Linked DNA regions of Homo sapiens: region 2 is linked to region 1. The links are chromatin loops, found by intact Hi-C in ENCODE. Cell type or tissue: dorsolateral prefrontal cortex. All regions are shown on one strand. Each heading gives the region's core, and the rest is flanking DNA. Links, peaks and the distances in the headings are about the cores only. Region 1 overlaps NTSR1 (neurotensin receptor 1). Region 2 has its middle 20 kb from the start of SLCO4A1-AS1.

Region 1 (5,366 bases), core at 298-5,297:
CTTGGCCTTCGGTTCTTTGTAAGATGCTCTTCTCTGCAAGCCAGATCTTGGCGTCTTTGGCTGCCACACTTGCGGGTTCGATCCTGTGCCGGGGACGGAGGCTGCCCCCTCTCTGCCAAGCTGCCCGGGATCCTCATGCTGAATTTCTGATTCCAAGAAGCTTTTGGGTGTCTTGGAGAAGCGGCCTGTACTAGCTCTGTGGCTGGTGGCTGTGATTGCGGTAGAAAGTCCAGGGGTATCTGCCGTGGGATTCCCTGGGCTGGGCTGCAGGGGCCACCTCCCTCCCAACCTCCTGCCACAAGGGAGGGCAGAGCCACATGGCCTCAACAGTCCAAGTCAGGATGGTCCCGGTGAGGACAATCCTCGCCGTGTCTCGCTAATGAAGGCGGCGGTGGCCATGGGACAGGGCAGCCACTGAGAGGTGCTGGGGTCGTGGGAATGTCGGCAGGTTTTCTCCCTGGCCCCCTCTGGGCACCGGCTGAGGCACCTCTGGAGGTCCTTCCTGCTCCCATCGAAGCTCCCGGCTCCACTCAGAAGCACTCAGAGGCCTTCAGGAAGGAGGCGGCCTGAGTTTACCCTCACATTCCATTTGAGCAGAGTTCTGCTAACAGATCAGAGGACATGCATGGAGAGGGGGCACTCAAACCCCCGGGAGGCAGCATCCTGCACCTGCCAGCCCAGCGCCCCTTGCTCGTGCCACCTGTGTGGGCTCCTGAGAGCCACCACCACCGCTGCTGACCCTGGCTGGGTGGCGGGTCTGTTCTGCCCTCCCCTGCTTGGGCGTCCGGATCTGAGGCCGTCCCGCGTCCCTCCTGTTCTCCTGCTCTGGCCGAAGTCCACCTTCTGCAGGACAACAAGGTGCTGGTGAGACTGGGGGCAGGTAAAAACTCCCTCTTCCCACTCCGGCTGCTGGGAGCGGGGACAGGGGAGGCCAGGCCCAGCCTCAGGAGATAAACCCATTCCCTGTGAGTCACCGCAGCCCGGGGATAGTTTAAACAGCACCAATGTATCCAACACAGATTTTAAATGTCAAAACATTTAAAATACCAACCTCACCAACACGGCTGGCTGCAAAAATAGCTACCTCTGGGGGCTGGTGGGTTGTAGGGTCTGGCCCCGGCCCCCTGGCTGCCCCCGTTGGAGGATCCTGCCGTTTCCAGAGGGAGGGAACAGAGTCTGCCGCAGGGCCACGTGTGGGGACAGAGGCGGGGCCTTGCAGAGGAAGTCTGGCCCTCCCCCGCCTCCCCCACCTGCCCACCCTGGAGACTGAAGCCGAGTAGGATTGGGGGGTGAGGGGAATGCACCCCGACTCCTGGGGCCGGCCTTCTCTTCCCAGACGCACAGCTGGAAGCAGGGGCTTTGGCTTGCGCCGTCCTTTCCTGTAATCTCTCCCGCTCTGGGTAAGGAGCTGCCCCCCACCTCCACAACAAGCAAAGGGAGCACGTCCATCGGCAGCGCGGGGACTCGGAGGAAAGCCTGCGATGCTGCTGGGGGTGAGGGGAGGTGAGGGGAGGACTGAGCGAGGGGAAGGACAGGCCCCTTCCTGGACAGAAGGACCCGTTGAGATCACGTCTGTGCATCCAGTCCCTATAAAACACGAGAGCTGTTGTGCATAGACACATGGACTCTACAGTTCAAGTGGGAAATAGTCTCAGAATGGCCAGAAAGGCTCTTGAAAGGCAGGTCGCTAGGACAAGGGAGCGTCAGCCTTGCCAGCCACTGGGATGTACCTGAGTGTCACTGAGAGTGACCTTAATGAGGAGAATTTGGCATCGACAGTGCCAGATCAGACAGAAGCTCCATCTGTGATGGAGACAGCATCCAGATCATCGGGGAGAAGACTGGCCACCCAGGCATGGCGCTGGACAGCTGACGGCCTGGACCACAGGAAGCTGGGTCCTCAGGGCCCCTGTCCCACCCGCCTCCTTCCCCTGGGGAGCCGTGCACCCTCCATCCCACTGGCATGTGGCCCAGACCTGGCCAATCAACACATCCCAAAAGGCCTGGGTAGGCCCTCATTGGACAGGTCAGCCAAACATTTGCATCAGTCACATTTGTCTGATGAGGGCCAGCCCCAAACCTTTGCTAGACACCAGCTTTGCCTGGGCTCACTGAGCAGGAAATGCATCCGTGGCCGTCAGTGCCGTTTTCCTACCTTTTAGAGAAGACCTGCCTAAGAATAAAGCCAGCACCGGTGAAGCGGGGCACCCCATGACATTGTTTGTGCTCCTGGGTCAAGCTGCGCCTGCAGCTATTATTCTTGGACTTTCAGTGTGTCTTGAGTGAAATAAATATTCCTTTTCTTAAGGGATAAGACAATTTGACTTAGTTCCTGGAGTTAGTACCCTAACTCATAGAGATCTTACCCCAAAAAAATTCCACATGGTAAGAAGATTAAAACCTAAAACCAAAAACCGTAACATTACTATAAGAAATCATGGAAGTTTTAAATTTAAATGTATATATTTTTAACCTTTTCCCCCAGCTTTATTGAGGGATAATTGACAAATAAAAATTGTATCTATTGGCCAGGTACCGTGGCTCATTCCTGTAATCACAGTATTTTGGGAGACTGAGGCAGGAAGATCCCTTGAGGCCAGGAGTTTGAGACCAGTCTGGGCAACACAGTGAGACCCCATCTCTACAAAAACTAAAAAAAATCATCCAGGCATGCTGGCATACGCCTATAGTGCCAGCTACTTGGGAGGCTGAGATGGGAGGATTGTTTGAGCCCAGGAGTTTGAGGCTACAGTGAGCTATGACTTCGCCACTGCACTCCAGCCTGGGCAACAGAGTGAGACGCCCATCGCAAAAATATTTGTATCTATTGACTGTGTACAATGTGATGTTGTCATCTATGTATACATTGTGAAATGATCACCGCCATCGAGCTAATGAAACATCCGTCACCTCACAGTTACCCCCGTTGATTATGGTGGGAACACAAGATTTATTCTCTGAGGACATTTTGAGTGTGCAATGCAGTATTGTTTTTTTTTTTTTTTTTTTTTTGAGACGGAGTCTCGCTCTGTCGCCCAGGCTGGAGTGCAGTGGCATGATCTCGGCTCACTGCAATCTCCGCCTCCCGGGTTCACGCCATTCTCCTGCCTCAGCCTCTGGAGTAGCTGGGACTACAGGCGCCCGCCACCATGCCCAGCTAATTTTTTTGTATTTTTAGTAGAGATGGGGTTTCACCATGTTAGCCAGGATGGTCTCGATCTCCTGACCTCGTGATCCACCCGCCTCGGCCTCCCAAAGTGCTGGGATTACAGGCGTGAGCCACCACGCCCGGCCGCAATGCAGTATTGTTAACTCTGGTCCTCACACCATACCTCAAAGCTCCGGAATGTACTCGCCTTATAACTGAAACTTTGCAGCCCTTGATCGTCCTCTCCCCATTCCTCGTTCCCCTCCCCCAGCACTCAGTGCTCTGCTCTCTGTCTTCACGAGTTTGGCTTTTTCAGATTCCACACATAAGCGAGATCACACAGCATTTGTCTTTCTGCGCCTGGCTTATTTCACTTAGCATAATGCCCCCAGGTTTGTTGCGGCTACCGCAAATGACCAGATCTGCTTATTTTTCAAGACGGAGCAGCACTCTGCTGTGTATCTGCACCACGCTCTCTCGATCCGCGGGTCTGCTGAGGGACACCTGGGTTGATTCCGTGTCTTGGCGATTGTGAACAGTGCCGCAGCGGACAGGGGCTTGCAGGGATCTTTTCAAGATCCGGATTCCGCTTCCTTTGCATAAATACCCAGAAGTGGGATTGCTGGATCCTACGGTGGTTCTGCCTTTACTTTTTTTGAGGAGCCCCCATCCTGTTTTCCGTAACAGCCGTACCCATTTAATACATTCCCACCAACAGTGCACCGGGGCCCCCTTTTCGCCACATTGTCCCCACCACGAGTTATCTGCCGGCTTTTTGATGATCGCCATCCTAACAGGTGTACAGTGATAGCTCACTGTGGTTTTGATTTGCAGTTTCCTGATGACTAGTGGTGTTGAGCACCTTTTCAGAAACCCATTGGCCATATGTAGCTCTTCTTTGGAAAAATGTCTACTCAGGCCCCTTTTCCATTTTTAAATGGGTTATTTTTCTCCCATTTTGTAGAGACTGCCTTTTCGTTTTGCTGTTTCTTTTGCTGTGCAGAGACTTTTCATTTTAATGTAGTCTCATTTATGTTGCTTTTGTTGCCTGTGTTTTTGCTGTCATAAAAAAATCACTGCCAAGACCAATGTCAAGAAGCTTTTCTTCTATGTTTTCTCCTAGCAGTGTTATAGTTTCAGGTTTTATGTTTAGATCTTTAATCCACTTTAAGCTGATTTTTTTTTGCATGGTGTGAGATAAGGGTACAATTTCAGGCTCTCGAGTAGCTGGGACTACAGGCGCCCGCCACCACACCCGGCTAATTTTTTGTATTTTTAGTAGAGACGGGGTTTCACCGTGTTAGCCAGGATGGTCTCGATCTCCTGACCTCGTGATCCGCCCACCTCGGCCTCCCAAAGTGCTGGGATTATAGGCGTGAGCCACCGCGCCCGGCCTACAATTTCATTCTCTTGCATGGGGATATCCAGTTTTCCCATCACTGTTTGAGGAGACTGCTTTTTCCCCATTGTGTATTGGTGCCCTTGTGTCTAAGTCCATTTTATGTTGCTTATGACAGAAGACCTGAAACTGGGTAATTTACAAAGAAAAGTCAGGTATTTATCATGGTTATGGAGGCTGGGAAGTCCAAGGCCCAGGGGATGCGACTGGTGAAAGCCTTCTTGCTGGGGGGACTCTCGGAAAAGTTCCGCCGTGGCATGGGGCATCGCGTGCAGAGGGGGCAGAGCATGCTAGCTCAGGTCTCTCTTTCTCTTCTTATAAAGCCACCAGCTCCCCTTGTGTGATTGCCCCTTAATCCTATAACTCATTTATTTATGAATGGATTAATCCATTCATGAGGGTCCAGTCCTCACAGATCCCATCACCTCTGAAAGGCTCTACCTCTCAATCCTGCCACACTGGGGATGAAGTTTTAATAAGATTTGGAGGGGACATTCAAACCATAGCACCTTGTCAAAGATGATTTGACTGTACGAAAGTGGGTTTATTGCTGGGCTCTCTGTTCTGTTCCGTGGGTCTATGTGGTACTAGTACCATGCTGTTTTGATTACTATAGCTTTGTAATATAAAAGGAAATTAGGAAGTGTGATGCCTCCAGTTTTGTTCCTCTTTCTTAATGTTGCTTTGACTATTTGAGGTCTGTTGTGGTTCACTATGAATCCTAGGATTTTTTTTTCTATTTCTGTGTAAAATGTCATTGAAATTTTGATAGGGATTGCACTGAATCTGTAGATCACTTTGGGTAGTATGAAAATTTTA
Region 2 (5,366 bases), core at 293-5,292, 64 kb after region 1:
GTCTGGGGGTCTAAGATGACCAGGGCGTCTTTGGAAAGGGGCGGTCCCCAGGAGGGGCTCAATGCGGGGTGGAGACAGCTGCTCAGGTGAGTGCTGTGCTGGGCACCCGGCTCGCTGGGCCCTGCTGGGGCTGGGGTCCCCTCTGCCACGTCCCCCGTAGGGACCTGCTGCTCATCCAGCCTGGGAGGCCATGGGCCAGCACCTGAGGAGGCTGAGCATCTGTCCGTCTGTCCGTTCGGGCAGCTGGTATCCTCAGTGCCTAGGGTGATGTCTGCGAGCCCTGGCTTCTGCACGAGCACCGGTGTGATGGAGGAAGGACTGATGGAGAGAGGGAGCCACTCTGCCCAAGAGACAGGCCTGCGAGGCACGGGGCACAGCCGGGGACAGGCCTGCGAGGCACGGGGCACAGCCGGGGACAGGCCTGCGAGGAACGGGACACAGCCGGCCAGGGACAGGCCTGCGAGGCACGGGGCACAGCCAGGGACAAGCCTATGAGGCGCGGGGCACAGCCAGGGACAGGCCTACGAGGCGCGGGGCACAGCTGGCCACGTGCAGGCCAGGGAAAAATGGGATGAGGGTTTGGAGATGAGGGCCTGACTTGATTCCTTAGAGACCGTCCATTTATGGGAAAGAATGGGGCGCCTCCGGCCACCTGCTGGCTCCAAGACTAACCACAGGAGGAAATGTCAGAGGAAATTAACTGTGCTCGAGCTTTTGTGATGAGCCTGATTTTCCAGCTTCTAGAAAGCTGTGCTTCCATGCTGAGGCTTGTACTCGTTCGGTTTATTGGGAAGAATTAAAGGGCTTCTCGGAAAATGTTAATGTCTCCTTCCCACCAGCCTGGCCACCCCAGCTTCCCCCAGGCCCTGAAAGTTAGGTCTCCCCTGTGTTTGGTGCTTCTGACATTGCAGAGGGACTCCTTCCTCCTGGCAGCTCTGCCTTCAAGCCCAGAAAGCCATTGCTGGACACAACCCAAGTCAGGGGACCGGGTTTGCTGGAGTGGGTGGCAGGGGGCATGCATCCCCCACCCCAGCCATCTGCTGGCTCTGGAGCCCTGCTCTCACCCAGTTGGTGTCTCCTGGGCCCTGCGTCCATTCCATTTTGCCTTCAAAAGCCTGAGCTGCTGCTCTTACTCACTCAAGAGAGCCTCCAGTGTCCAATGTGAGCCCCAAACCCCGAGAAAATATAGGCAGAATTGTGTTTGCTGTGTGCACACAGACTGAGCTTTTGCTTAAGAACCTGGTGGGGCTACAGGTGAGCGGGGTTGGGGTGAGCAGGGTCAGGGGTGAGTGGGGTCATTGGTGCACGGGCAGGGTTGCACAGGGCTGGGGGGTGCATGGGTAAGTCCTAGCACTGAGTGGTGTAGGGGGCAGCCTCCCTCCCAAAGAGGCCTCGTGGGGGGCCGCGGGCAGGACCTGGGCGAGGTGTTCTCGTAGGGACCCCAGGGATCCTCCTTGCCCTCTGGGATGGGCTATCTCTGCTGCTCAGTGGACGCCCAGCTTCTGCGGCTTGCATATGGGGTGGCGTGTGAGTCAGCCCCTTCTATGTATGTGTGCACGTGTGTGTGTGTGTAGGTCTCTTATGCTGCTGAGAGCCTGGAAGGCAATGAAGTTGGTGGTGCTGGGACCTGGAAAGCAATGAAGCTGGTGGTGCTGGGACCTGGAAAGCAATGAAACTGGTGGTGCTGGGACCTGGAAGGCAATGAAGCTGGTGGGGGTGGGTAAGGCCCGGGGGTGGCTGCAGCGCGGCACTAGTGCCTGGTAGGACATGGCCGGGAGGTGAGTGGGGATCCCCTGGGGTACCTTTTCCTGCACTCCCATGTGCTCAGGGATACCCCTGAGGCTCGGAAGGCAGGTTGGGCCATGGCTGCCCTGGAGGCTGTGCTAGGCTGGCAGCCTAGTGGCCACGCTGACGACATGGGACCCGCGGCCCCAGCAGAGGTACAGGGAAGCCGGTGTCGTCCTTCCGTGTCCAGGAGCGGCCCCCCACAGCCCGTGCACCCCGAGGTGTGGCTTAGGCCCAGCCCTGCCCTTGGGGCGCAGAGTCTGGCTGGAGAGGCCCACCCAGAGCGGGGGATGGCAGGGGCCTCCCAAGGGACCTCCCCCTCTCTGGCTCAGAGGCTCTGCCCCGTGCGCTGCCTCCTGGCGTGGCCCTTGCCGGGCTCATTGTGTGGGTGCCAAGTGCTCCTCAGATGGTTGGTGGAAGGACGTGTCTCTGCATCCCGCCCGGATGACGCACCTGCCCTGCCCTGGACGCCACTGCGTGGTTTCTTCCGCCTCCTTGGCCTGCTGGCTCCTCCCCGGGCCTCGGCTCAGATGGCTCTTCCTCCACATGCCCTTGGCCTTCAGTGTAGACGCCCCAGGGTGGCCACTGTGTCTCCCGTGGCTGTGTGGCGTTTGGTCAACTTCATGGACCTTTGGAACAACGTGGGGCCAGGATTAGGAAGCTGCTGCCACTTGCCTTCAGAGGCCCCCGCTCCTGTTTGGGGGTGCCCTTTCCATCGCTCCTGTTTGGGGGCGCCCTTTCCATCGCTCCTGTTTGGGGGTGCCCCACCCATCGTGCCTGTTTGGGGGTGCCCTTTCCCATTGCTCCTGTTTGGGGGTGCCCTTCCCATCGTGCCTGTTTGGGGGTGCCCTTTCCCATTGCTCCTGTTTGGGGGTGCCCTTCCCATTGTGCCTGTTTGGGGGTGCCCTTCCCATCGTGCCTGTTTGGGGGTGCCGTTCCCATTGTGCCTGTTTGGGGGTGCCCTTTCCCATTGCTCCTGTTTGGGGGTGCCTTTCCCATTGCTCCTGTTTGGGGGTGCCCTTCCCATTGCTCCTGTTTGGGGGTGCCCTACCCATCGTGCCTGTTCGGGGGCACCCTTTTCATCTGCCTGCAATGGGCGCCCTGGCCAGCCACCCCTTCTCTGTGGTGCTGGGCACTCTGATACTCTCTTCCTGTCTCTGCACCGTCCAAACCTGCCCTTGGTAAAATAGCTGATATACTAATTCAGACTAAAGGGCCAACCATGGCTAAGACTTAGTGTACTCTCCTTTTCTTTTCACCTTATAATAAAATATTTTTAAAAGAAAGAAAACAAAACCAAGATCTGACTCTGGAATGGTGTTCAGCTGGCAGGGAAGGTGTCTGGGGTCAGAGGGCCCTCGGGGGCTCAGAAACAGCAGGAGGGCCTGCTCTTTAGGCAGCTGCCGGCCCCTCCCCTCTTCCCCGCTCCTGGCGCCAGTGTCTTCTCACTCTGTCCCCGGCCCTTGGTGGAGCGGAGTTGCATTCATCCTGAAGCTTTAGGACATGACACTCAGTCACAACTGTGACATGAGAAGAACTGCGAGCTCCACGCCGCTCTGCGGTTGACTGTTGTCCTCAGTAAACAGGGAAGTGCCTGTCACTTCTCAGCTGGGGGGAGGAAGGCTCGTTTCCACCCGGTGCTTGGAGATAATGTCCTTATGAATAGCTATTTAGACACCACCTGCCATCCTGTACCAGGAGCTCCGCACTGGGGCGGGAGCTACACGGAGACACTCAGCTCATTATTCTGAGCCGTCTCCATGGGCGGCTGCACTCCCCAGGTACAGAGATTGCCCTGCCCAGATGGGAAGTGGCCGCGATAAACAGGAATGGACGCAGGGGCTCTCGGAGTCCAGAAGCCCCCCAGTCCCCGGAGGGTACCTTCCCCACACTGTCTTGCTAATTCAGCGGCTCTCATCATGGTATGTTCTGTCATCAGAGATGGGAGTGGCCAGGGAGGACTTGCTCAGCCATGGATCCACACCGAGGCTGTGGGGGCGCCTGGCTACCTGTTTACCAGCCCTGTGTCTACAGCTTGGAGGAGGACGGAGGGCTTCCTGGAGGAAGAAGCCGGGAAGCAGCTCTGCAGGTTTCACACCCCTTGCAAGGGCAGAATTCTTAGGAGGGCAGAACCCTTTATTTCCTTAGAACGGGCGCATCTGCACACTTATTATAAGATCTTAATTCTATATGAGTGTGCCATGCTGGGTTTCCCAGGTAGAGAATCCACCCCCTCCACTTCCGTTGTTTCGTCCACCTCTTTCGTGCCCTGGGCATCGGAAGCAAATGCATTCTCTCCCAGGAGAACACAGGCAGTCCACCCTCTAGAGAAAGCCTGCTCTGGAAGACGTTGTCAGAAAGCCGAGACTCCACATCCATCACGGCCTTGGTGAAAATCCAATTCAAGGAGATCTATGTGTAAGGCTCAGATGGGGTTTACAGCCTTCTAAATTCATTCTCTTCTTCCTTAAGAAAAAAACAACAAACAAAGCAAGAAAACAGCCCGCTTGGTCAGGCCACAGCAGAGTGGAAGGGAGCGGGTGCAGTTGCCCCACGAACCCACCCTTGGGCACCGACCAGCTGGGGAAGGTGTCGGGGGGCAGCCAGGGCAGCCAGGGCCCAGCCCCGACCCAGCCCCCACTCCCCACCACCCCCCTCCTCCTGCCCCCACACCCCGCTGCCACCCTCCCCTGCCCGCCTGCTTCACTGCACCCAAGGCCTGCCCGTGCCTCCCCACCACCCCCCTCCTCGGCAGCTGAGTGCCCTGCTCTGACCATGTGTGTTTTATGACCCTGGCTGGTCACACGTGCCCCAACCTCCATGCACTCCATGCACTGTGGCCTCACCCCAGACCCTTGGCCCCTGCTAATCCGCCCCATTACTGGTCTCTCTGAGGTGCTGCAGGAGCCCCTGGCGTGGCTGCCTGTGCATGCTTTGGCCGGGCCTTTCTGGGGAAAGTGGAGAGTAGACAGTGCTGCCATTCTCGCAGCTCTCGTTGCCCAGCTGGTGTGGTCGGGTCGTTGCTGCAGACTAAACTCACCACGGCCATGGGGTGGGAGGTGGAGCACGGGCTAATGAGGTCTTAATGAGCGACTTCCAGGTGTGGGGATTGCTGGGGTGGGGGCTGCCCTGATGAGTTATGGGGACCCCTGATCGCCCTGGCGGGAATGAGTGTGTCCAGGGCAGTGGGGGGGTTTGCTTGCACACTCAGGAAACTTGAGGGAGGGAGTGGGGGGATGAATGAGCTCGTGTCAGTGGCCTAAACTTAAATGACAGCCCAGTCCCTGGGATGCCAGGGAAAGACCCTCCCTAGGGACTGAACTGGTGCCAGGGTGGCCGGCCCTGTGCTGACAAGCAGTCTCCCCTGTGATTGTGGTGGGGGCATTGGACAAATCTAACCCCAGTGGATAGATGTTCTGGGGAGACCGGAGGCTCCCAGAAGAGGCAGCGTAGCCTGGTGGGGGTTGGCTGATGAGCTCTGAGGCCATCACGGGCCAATCAGCTCCTTGTGCCTCGGTTTCCTCACCTGTCAGGCAAAGGTGCTGATGGTTTTAGTGATTTAACAAACACATGTACTGCAC

What was found. A loop is a pair of places that touch in the nucleus more often than their neighbours do. Peaks named below come from ENCODE experiments on the same cell type or tissue, not always from the same donor. Only the 100,000 strongest peaks of a DNase experiment are listed, where the experiment ranks them.
Region 2: a loop joins it to region 1, with 6 times the contacts of the local background. A loop is called at or near these places in 6 of 110 quality-filtered maps.

Annotation. Positions count from the first base shown.
Region 1 is chr20:62,748,337-62,753,702 of GRCh38, reverse strand. All of the region lies in intron 1 of NTSR1 (neurotensin receptor 1), which reads right to left. Among named protein-coding and RNA genes, the nearest start is that of NTSR1-AS1, 16 kb to the right of the region's middle. In dorsolateral prefrontal cortex, for the core only: no CTCF peak of the experiment used is centred there; no DNase peak of the experiment used is centred there.
Region 2 is chr20:62,684,326-62,689,691 of GRCh38, reverse strand. It overlaps a transcript of SLCO4A1 not described here. Among named protein-coding and RNA genes, the nearest start is that of SLCO4A1-AS1, 20 kb to the right of the region's middle. RefSeq lists an enhancer at 5,111-5,366. In dorsolateral prefrontal cortex, for the core only: no CTCF peak of the experiment used is centred there; a DNase peak (open chromatin) is centred at 3,354.